Linked DNA regions of Homo sapiens: regions 2, 3 and 4 are each linked to region 1. The links are chromatin loops, found by intact Hi-C in ENCODE. Cell type or tissue: GM12878. All regions are shown on one strand. Region 1 overlaps LOC105378399 (a long non-coding RNA gene). Region 2 has its middle 220 kb from the start of GHITM. Region 3 overlaps LOC105378394 (a long non-coding RNA gene). Region 4 overlaps NRG3 (neuregulin 3).

What was found. Peaks named below come from ENCODE experiments on the same cell type or tissue, not always from the same donor. Only the 100,000 strongest peaks of a DNase experiment are listed, where the experiment ranks them.
Region 2: a loop joins it to region 1, with 2.7 times the contacts of the local background. A loop is called at or near these places in 1 of 110 quality-filtered maps.
Region 3: it touches region 1 in a loop (1.8-fold over the local background); 1 of 110 quality-filtered maps calls a loop at or near these places.
Region 4: it touches region 1 in a loop (2.7-fold over the local background); 1 of 110 quality-filtered maps calls a loop at or near these places.

What each region holds. Positions count from the first base shown.
Region 1 is chr10:83,991,576-83,994,075 of GRCh38, forward strand. It overlaps LOC105378399 (a long non-coding RNA gene), which reads right to left. Exons shown (of 4, transcript XR_946148.2): 2 at 1,170-1,322. Among named protein-coding and RNA genes, the nearest start is that of GHITM, 150 kb to the right of the region's middle. In GM12878, a CTCF peak has its summit at 1,026 (motif pointing left); a DNase peak (open chromatin) is centred at 946; H3K27ac peaks cover 810 bases.
Region 2 is chr10:83,916,304-83,918,803 of GRCh38, forward strand. No RefSeq gene overlaps it. Among named protein-coding and RNA genes, the nearest start is that of GHITM, 220 kb to the right of the region's middle. In GM12878, a CTCF peak has its summit at 1,412; a DNase peak (open chromatin) is centred at 1,458.
Region 3 is chr10:83,541,648-83,544,147 of GRCh38, forward strand. The region is part of intron 1 of LOC105378394 (a long non-coding RNA gene); the gene reads right to left. Among named protein-coding and RNA genes, the nearest start is that of LINC02650, 130 kb to the right of the region's middle. In GM12878, no CTCF peak of the experiment used is centred here; DNase peaks (open chromatin) are centred at 895 and 1,314; H3K27ac peaks cover 1,369 bases.
Region 4 is chr10:82,810,418-82,812,917 of GRCh38, forward strand. The region is part of intron 3 of NRG3 (neuregulin 3); the gene reads left to right. Among named protein-coding and RNA genes, the nearest start is that of NRG3-AS1, 580 kb to the left of the region's middle. RefSeq lists a silencer at 1-183. In GM12878, a CTCF peak has its summit at 1,398 (motif pointing right); no DNase peak of the experiment used is centred here.

The DNA of each region.
Region 1 (2,500 bases):
CCACACAACAGCATGGGGTTTAAGGCCTAACAATAAGATTCAATATTAATTGCTGCCTTGATACATGGCAAAACTGGGAGGGCCTGGAATGTCCTAACCACAAGTTCTCCTCTTCCTTCACACCATGGATAAGAATCCCTTGGCCGGGCACAGTGGCTTACGCCTGTAATCCCAGCACTTTGGGAGGCCGAGACAGGCAATCACGAGGTCAGGAGTTCGAGACCAGCCTGGCCAACATGGCAAAACCCCGTCTCCTACTAAAAATACAAAAATTAGCCAAGCGTGGTGGTGTGCACCTATAATCCCAGCTACTCAGGGGGCTGAGGCAGGAGAATCACTTGAACCTGTGAGGCGGAGTTTGCAGTGAGTCAAGATCACACCACTGTACTCCAGCCTGGGCAACAGAGCAAGATTCCATCTCAGAAAACAAAAAAACAAAAAACAAACAACAAAAAAAAAGAATCCCTTGCCAAAAGACCCTTATCACCAAATGGACCAGGTGCAGCTCCTCCTTATCCCTGCGTGGGTAGTCTTAGTTCCCTCCCAGCCCATAAAACATTTCAGACAAACTAACCACTTCCCCTGTGGGAAGCAGGAGTCCCCCTATCCTCTTGATACCACAGAGCCTGCCTCCCACAGCCTCTGTTCCCAAGTTCAACTCCGTTGTGGCCCTGTGTGGCACAGTGTCTTTCTCCCCAGGCCATGAGTGTGTGTGATAAATAAACTAGTCTCAACCTCATCTGTCCAGTGCTGGGCTGTTTGTCATGTGTTTGACTATCCCTATAACCCTAGGATTGTTCCCCCGTGGGATGAATGGGAAGCAATTCAAACACAGCAGCACAGAGATGGGCCAGAGGAGGGCCTGTGTAGGTAACATGCACTTACACAGACAGGAGTAAGAGCCTTCTCTGCAAGGAACACCCCACCCCCACCCCACCACCCCAGGCTCCCAAGGACGTGGGAAAATTCACTCTGAGAGCAATGGGGCATGCCTGAAGCCGCTTGCCAGTTATAGCACCACCTGCTGGGGTCTTGTGCAAAGTGATCTATTGAGAATGGCAAGGTCCAGCCATCAAATGGTTACTAGACCATTAACTTCAGCATAACCTATATAGAAGAAATGATCGCCAACCTACGCAGAGGTTCTCATGTTAACATTCAATACTTACTTATTGAAAAGGTTTTTTAAAATGCTCAGCCAAATGAGAGCAGGCAAACTGTTTTTCTTCTAATTACAGCCACGTGCATCTTTTTCTTAGTTAATTTTCTCAGCTCTGATGATTGTCTTCAGTGGGTTCTTGACTCAATCTAAGTGAGTTCATCTGTAAAACAGGGATGATAATAGCACCTACTATACGGGGCTACAATAATAGCTGCATAGCACTTAGAGCAGCTTCAATACACACAAGATCTTAGTAAGAATTAGAGAAACATTTTTTTTTTCTTTTAAGTGGAACCTTGACTGTTCCTGACCTTTGAGAATGTCTACTCAGTGAAACCTCCACAGAGGTACAATCCATCCAGGAAGACAAGGATAACTCAAATGAATTGATGAGAGAACAAGACTACATAATGCATGATCGAAAGTGTTAAAATGTGCAGAACTGACAATCTTTCCAAACAGACAAGGGGGAGAAAAAGAATAGCATGGGCTTGGCCTGCCAGCTAAGTTTTAGAGAAAAAGAACTTGATCTTGGCCTCAATGATGCATAAAATTGTTAGAAAGAGAGGAATGGTGTTACATATGAAATGAATCTCTAGTAATTTTTCACTAGGCACTGGCTTATGGTCCCGGAAAATATTGTAATTGGCAAAACTGCATTTGGCAAAATCATGTTTAAAAATGGAAATGTCATTAACAAGTTTATCTATAAGATATATTGAATATATATTTATCTATTATACCCTAACTCAAGCCTAACCCCTCCAGGAAGGTGACCTTCTCTGAGAACCCGTCACTATCTCCTGTGGGTCACCAATGGACCAAGGCACACTTCTATGTGGCCCTCAAACTTCATAGCATAACTTACCTGCATCTCAAGCTTCAATCTCTAGCCACAAACTCAACTGTCAAGTGAATATAACTTTCTTTACCTTTTGTATGAATGACTCAGTTGCAGCTTAAGATGGCATTATTTCCAAGAGACTTATGTAGTGCCAAAGCAGCAACAGGAGCAGAAACCCAGGTCCTCAAAGTCATCTATCCATGTAAGCTGTCTGCCACCCTGTCCAGCCCTAGATTTTTGGTTCATGTGAGTTGGCCGTGGGTCATTGAGACAGACCCTGTCATCGTGTTCTTCAGACTCAGGGCCTATCTCCACTGCTTCCCTGCCTTTCTAGGCACGCAAGAACCATCCTGCAGCTAAAGTCCCTGACCCACTGCCGTTTCTTCTCTGCAGTTCAGCCACTTTCCCAGGACTGAACCCAGTAGAAGGGTCCTGGGGTTCTCAATATCAGTGTTCTTATCATTTCTCCAGCTCTCTTTCTGTCCCTCAAGCCA
Region 2 (2,500 bases), 75 kb before region 1:
TACCGTAGCCACTGCCAGATTAGCACAGTCTTGTGGGTGCAGGGTGAGAAAAGGGATAACATGGTGTAGGGCGGAAACATGGCCCCTGCCCAGTGAGCTTTGGGATGAGGTGCTGGTTAGAGCAGGTAGAGCTGCAGACAGCAGCCTGCCAGGAGAGGACTGGCAGAGACCTGGGGCCTCTGTAGCAGCATTTCACACACTCCCCTGGGCTTCCTACCCTTAGATTCAGGAATGGGTCAGAGGCGCTCCAAAGGGACCTCAGGTAGACTTTGGCAATGTCCTTAAGCAGGTGGCATAGGCAGCAGCCAAGGGCCAATTCAGCTGCTCCACCAGGTGGGTCTGCTTCTTGGAAGGTCACTTACCATTCAGGTGAGTTAGCCCAGCATAGGGATTTCGAGATGGAGTCTTTGAATCTCAAGGCCCGCTGGCATTTCTTTGGCTGTATCTTGCTGCTGCCTTTGATTCCAGTTTGTCTCTTTCCTCTCAAGGGAGACATTACTAATGTTCTTTTTCTTCCTCCTCAGCTAACTCCTATCAAATGAGTTCATCTACCCTCCCTGAAGCCTCCCTGTTGCGGGGCAGTTCAGGTGATGAAAGTTTCTCTTGGTGGGTGTCCCTTTTCTCAAGGGAGGGTGCAGACTCCTGTCCTGATCCTGTCCTTTCCTCTGGCACAAGAGTCACCCTAGATAATAACTTCTCATTCACAAATGAAATGACGATGATTAAATTATGAAATGTTTTCATTGTATCAAATTTCTCATTTTCTAAACATATTATAACTGAATTTTTATTTCATCTTCCTTCCATAGTCATTTCTGAAAATTATTTCTTATTCCATTTGTTACAGGTTTTTATAATTTTTTCATTCTATCATATCCCAGTCAGAAAATGTGGCTTGTGCCATTTGTACTCTTTGGAACATAATCAGATTTTCTTTGCAGCATACGATACCATCATCGGCTTTTGAATCCTTGATTTATCTATGAGTCAGGTGAAATACATCTTAGAACAGTTTCCAGGAAGCATAAGAAAGCGGCATACTTTCTACACCATTGCGTTTCCCTAAGTGTTTTTGTTTGTTTGTTTGTTTGTTTTTATGGCTTCACACATCAATAACAATTTAGCTGAACACAGAATTCTAGGGTCATGACCTTGCTCATTTAAGCTTCTGGAGATGGTGGTTCTGTGTTGGAGCAAAATCTAAGGCAAAGGGATGTTGCTTGCTTTGTAGGTACCCTGTTCTTCTGTTGAGATGCACGCAGGATAGTTTTTTTTAACTCCTCTAAATCACGCCATAATTTCTTCAGCCTAGGGCTCCCTGCGCTCTGAGAGCGCCGGAGCACCTCAGAGGAAGTGAGACAACACGTGGAGGGATGAGGGCGGTGGCGCTGCAAGCTCTGGCTTCTGGGAAGTTCCCCAAAGCGCATAGGGGGCAGCAAGCTTTCCGCAGTAATTTCCCAAGCTGCACTAAATATTATCAACAAGCACAATAACTCAGCCGTGTGCTCTGCGCTCTCATTTCCCTTCCATGAGCAGAGGCTTATTATAAATCAGTAGGATTTCTACAGCAAGGGCAAAAGTTGCATGTGTGGAATTGAGGAAATAAGAAGTTGAAACTTGAAAAGAATTTTTTAGCCATGTGATATTTTCTCCTCCAGGCTCTGTGTCTCAATGACAGCGTGTTCTCATCGATGCTCAACTTTCTTTGAGTTTTGCCTCTGTCCTTGCCTGAATCCAGAAAGTTTGGAGCCCTGTAACAAAATTGCTTAATTCCTTAAGCCACTCCCCCAACCACAAATAAGTCAGTACTAAAAGGCCACATGACTATACTTCAGAACCTAGACAGTGTACTCCAGGAAGAGGATCAGAAGAGGAGAAGATGGCACAGAGGTTGGTGGAGGGCTCAGAGAATCCCTGAACATGTTCAGGGGAGAAAGAGCAAGCAGGACTTGCTCAGTTTCCAGAAACAGCTCCACAGGACAGCCTCACAGGGAAATGGGCTATGCATTGCCCAGCTCCAGTGGTGCCCTTCCCACCCATGTTTCCGTGAATCCTCTGCAGTGCACACCTTGAGAACATGGATGGTGGCCCCTCCTAGAGGAAGCCCCCATGCCCAGGCTGGTGAGTTAAGAGCAGATCCAGGCTGGGCGCCATGGCTCACAGCTGTAATCCCAGCACTTTGGGAGGCCAAGGCAGGCGGATCACCTGAGGTCAGGAGTTCAAGACCAGCCTGGCCAACATAGTGAAACTCTGTCTCTACTAAAATACAAAAAAATTAGCCAGGCATGGTGGCAGGCACCTGTAATCCCAGCTTCTCAGGAGGCTGAGGCAGGAGAATCACTTGAACCCAGGAGGCGGAGGTTGCAGTGAGCTAAGATCACGCCACTGCACTCCAGCCTGGGCAACAGTACAAGACTTCATCTCAAAAAAAAAAAAAATGCAGACTCAAAATTGCTACATGAAGTGCCTAGGCTGATAAACAAAGCTGAAACTCTCAGTT
Region 3 (2,500 bases), 450 kb before region 1:
CTTTCCACAAGCTCAATTGAGTGGTATACAATGAAAGAAAGTATACCACTTGCTTTCAGACCAAATACTGACACCCAAAGTGATGTTTATTATCTAAGCAGGCATATAACAACTTTACAACCAATTCTTGTAGACTTGTTGAAGTCTTGACTTTCTGTCAAACACAGAGAATGTGTTTGAAAGACTGACCCAAGGCAAATACAACAAATATTTTGATAGCAAGATCAACCATTATTCTTGTAAGGTTCAGTGGCAGAATCTTTTTTAAGTGGAATAAAACAAGACCAAATGAAATTCTAGTTCTATAGCACTAGTGTGAGGGACTCAAGTGCCTGGTTCATCAAATTCTTATTTACCCATTAAACAAAAGTGATGTAAGGACACAATTATTCTAGTCAAATAGCCACGCACATATCTTAAACACTGTTTCACTCATAAAAACATTATTTCTAATCTATATTATGTAGTTAGCAATCCCCTTTGAGCATGTTCTGATACCAGCATTTGAAATGCATGCCCTAGAGTGTAAACCTCTCTGTGTAGAGGTAACTCAATATACATAGAACCTAGATTCTTCATTAGAATTATTTGGGTGTTCTTCCAAAGAACCCCTGATCTTCATAGGGTACAAATTAAATAGATTTATATACACATGCATTACCTTGTCTGTAGACAAATAAATCACAGATGATATACCACCACCTCCTTTGTGGTCCTGCTGCAAGGTTCATACTTGTTAGAACCTTCAGTGCATGGAGTAATTGTTCAGGTCAGGCATTTGCCTCTGCCACCAAACACTAGTTATTTCCATTCTACTAAGCACCCGTTTTGCATGGTGACTGGCATAAAGTTCACATGCAATAAGTGTATGTGATCTTTTAATAAATGACTGGATCAGTTAATAAATTAGAATAAGCAGATGTTGGAATTATCACTCCCACCTATTGCCTCCACTGTGGTTATTCTGACTAAAGACAAAGCAAAAATGGTGGGGAAGGAACTTTTCTCTGTTATAGCATAGCTTGTGACACAGAACTAGATGGGAAAAACTAGAGTCCCATATAAAGTTAGGTTCTACCTGCATCTGACTTTCTCTTCCATCAGGCAAGCCAATATACCCCTTAGAGGGCTGGTCCTTTAAGGCAGGCTGACCTCACTAGAGAAGGCAGAATCTTTGTGGTCAGCTGTGACTTGCAGCTGAGGTATATGCTAGGGAAGAAAGAGGGCCTAGGTTAGTAGACAACCTCCCCACTCAAAAACCAACTTTGCGCATTCTCGCTGTGTTTGCTTTACTTCAAAGGCTGTTTTTATTGTCACCCAGGCATAGAAACTAGCCTTCAGGGTTTACTGCATGTCCTGACATGAAGCTTCTCACTGTCTAATTTGCATTCTAAATAGGTGCACAATTGATTCACAAAACCTCTGTGCTGCTTAACAGGACAAATGAATCATTTACTTTCCAAATTGCAGGGAGCTTTGAGGTCAGTCAGCCTGGGAAGCCACAGAGCCTCTCCCTCAGAGACACAGAGGAATACAAACAAGCAGGCTCCAGCTTTGGGAACCATCTCCATTTGAGTGGCCAGTGCCATCATCCTCTTACAACACTCAGGGGATGCAGGGTATTAGCATGCTCAAGCCAGCATATGGTACACATCTTATTAACGTAATCGCAGGACTCCAGCAAGCTGTTTTCCAGATGATTTGGACCCCTGTGAATATTCATCTCTATTCTCTGCCTCTGCTCATCTCTGGAAGGAATAATGCATACACATTCCTTTTGCCCAGTGGACTCCAAAGAAATCTTTCCAGTGTTTATAATACCTGTAAAACCCCTCTGTAAATAACACTCAGGCCACACTGAGCAGATTGAAGCCAAGAAGCTCAGTTCTGCCTGACAGCTTTTCCCCAATTGGTTATTTTTAATGTTAGAAAAGAAGAACGGCTCCTGAACAGAAGATTCACACTAACCTTAACTTAGACATTTTTTATGGCTCTTTAGTGAAAGGCTATTTTTACATTTTTGAAAGATTAAGTGAATTCAGCTTCTTCATCTAAAAAACTGTTTCTTTTTATGCTGGCCAGTGACAAGTTTAAATTTAAAAACAAAGAATAAGAATAATGATAAAAGTGGGCCTTAATTAGAAGATGTACGTTGTTTTCTGTTCAGCCAAGACCTCCCTCCCTCACCCCAGTCTCTGTCTCTCCCCTCAATCCTTCCAACCATGAATGCCAAGCATTGCAAAAGATTCTTTAGCTAACAGTGACCTGGGAAACATCTGGTCTGGAAATTAAGAAATATATTGGGGATATATCTTTAAGATGAAATGAGAGGCTTCATTCAGACTGCAGAAGAATTATTTGTGACTCATTCATAAAAGTGAGAAAGAAGATCAACAAGGATGTTTTAGTACCCACCAGTAGGGAGAAATGGAAATGCAGAAGAAGCTAATATTTATTAAGTACTTACTTATGGAAATAAACAAAGACCAACCAAATGAGA
Region 4 (2,500 bases), 1.2 Mb before region 1:
GCTTAAAATGGACTGGATTAGTATGTGACTAAAGACAAACAGATCAGTAAAGAAGTGACTGAAGGCCAGGCACTGTGGCTCACGCCTGTAATCCCAGCACTTTGGGAGGCCGAGGCAGGTGGATCACCTGATGTCAGGAGTTTGAGACCAGCCTGGCCAACGTGGTGAAACCCCGTCTCTACTAAAAATACAAAAATTAGCCAGGCGTGCTGGTGGGTGCCTGTAATCCCAGCAACTCGGGAGGCGGAGGCAGGAGAATCACTTGAACCCGGGAGACGGAAGTTGTGGTGAGCCAAGATCGCACCACTGCACTCCAGCCTAAAAAAAAAAAAAAAAAAAAGAAGAAGCGACTGCAATAGTCCAAGCCAGTGATGCTGAGGGTGTGAACTAGGTCGCTGGTAATAGGAAGAATAGGGAGACATACAAGATATTAATACTTAAAAGCCACTAAAAACAGGATTTGTTATCTAATTTTAATGGGTATGTCATACATTTTTCTCTTTAAATTCTTATGAATTTTCAGAATAAAATATACTACTGCCCTACTATGGAGAGGTGTCCTTGTGTGTCCTTTACTTGCAGTGTTCTTCCTTTAGTCATTTGCAGGGCCCCTTCCTTCACTTCCTTCAAATCTCCACTGAAATTCACTTTTTCACTGGGGGCTCCTTTGAGCCTCCTTTGCAAAATAGCCATATCTGTCTCCCAAGCATATATACATACAAACGCCTGGCAATGAATGCCTGCCTAGCTCTTTACCATGATATGTATTGCTTCATATGACTTATAACCATCTTCACATGATTTGTTTTGTAATGTTTATATTTTCACTAGATAACAAACTCTATGAAGGAAGAAGCTTCACCTGTTTGTTCACTGCCATATCACCAGAGCCTACTTCTGTATCCATTAAATATTCGTTGAATAAACAAAAGGGCAGAAAGAACTTGTATGTCAATGATGTGCGTTCCCTTTTTAGAAAGGGAGGCTTGTGGCGACCTTCTAAAGTTTTTGGAATTTTAACCAGCTTTTGTTTCTCCTGCAATGGTGAAATTCTGGGGAGATATCAGTGACCCATTTGGCTTAGAGCTACCTTCCTATTAGATTCTATTGTAACACTTGTGGAACAGGTGAAAAGTAAAGGTGACAGGCAGTAGGAACCATTGGGAATACACCAATTTGGGCTGCACATGCCGAGGTTAGTCCATTCATCATCTTTATTCCACATTGACAGTAAAAGCAATGATCTCTAAATTAATTAGATCCTTAGAGATAAAGCAAAATAAAACTGTGAACATTAATAGGCCCGTATTTCAACACCTGCCTGGACTGAGGCAAGCTCTTCCTGTTCAATTGCTTTCCTTCCCTGCCATGGAGCTGCATTCACCAGCAGTCCTCCAGGGGGCAGGCTTTGAAATTTTCAGAGTTGGATTGCCCAGTCTGTCTTAATCCATACTTCAGGGAAGAAACCATGATAGTTGACTGAATAAACATGTAAAACACCTTGTAGACTGGATCCTACAATCTTTGGTCACACCAGAGCTTGGCAAGCATGTTGTCTTCAAGCCACACTTTAGAGACAGAAACTTAAAGAGATGTCAGCTGGCTTCAGTGTTGGTATGAAGCCTGATAGCTCAGCTGAGTTAAATGACTCCCAACAACCAAATACATGGCTCTTCTAGACCAGGGTTTCTCAAATGTTAATATGTATATAATTATGTGGAGATCTTGTTGAAATGTAGGTTCCAGTTCGCTATGTCTGTGTGGGAATCTAAGATCCTCTATTTCTCCCAGTCTCCTCTCAGTTGATGCTGATATTCCTAGTCCCTGAATCATCCTTTGAGAAGCAAGGCACCTAGATTTCTGGTCAAAATGCTGAAAATTAACAACCCAAATTTAAAGATATGTGGTTTGTTTTGCTTTTTTGTTTTGTTTTTCTTTGAGGCAAATTACTAGAACCAACCAACCAATGAAGGTTCTTCGGCTCAAGAACAAAAAGTCTACTTTGAAATTTACATTTTGACATGAAGCAAAATAAAATGTTAAGCCTAGTTATTTTTCATTTAATCCTAGGTGAGATAAAAAATAATACTGCTTCTATTAAACTGACATAATTATAGTAAAATGTGGGTGAAATAAAAATAAGATCTTTATTGTATATGGAAAATGTAGAATCAACACTGCTAAAAACCACATCAATAAAACAAAAAATGAATTTAAAAAGCACACTCAGGATGCAAAAGCAACCTCTCAGGAGATAAAAATTAGCATAAGAGTTATGAATGAAACAAAACTCAGGACCATAGAAATATTGAGAAACCTGGCTTATCACACTCAAATAAAATTACTCAGTAGAAACTAACATGTAGACATTTTCTGATAAGTTTTGAAACTGCAAAGCAAAAGTTAGATGTTTTATTCTACATAGTACAAAAAATATGTTTATTTCAAAGAAGATAACCAGACAAAATTTGAATTTCTCCTCTGCAATAGTCAAAACCAG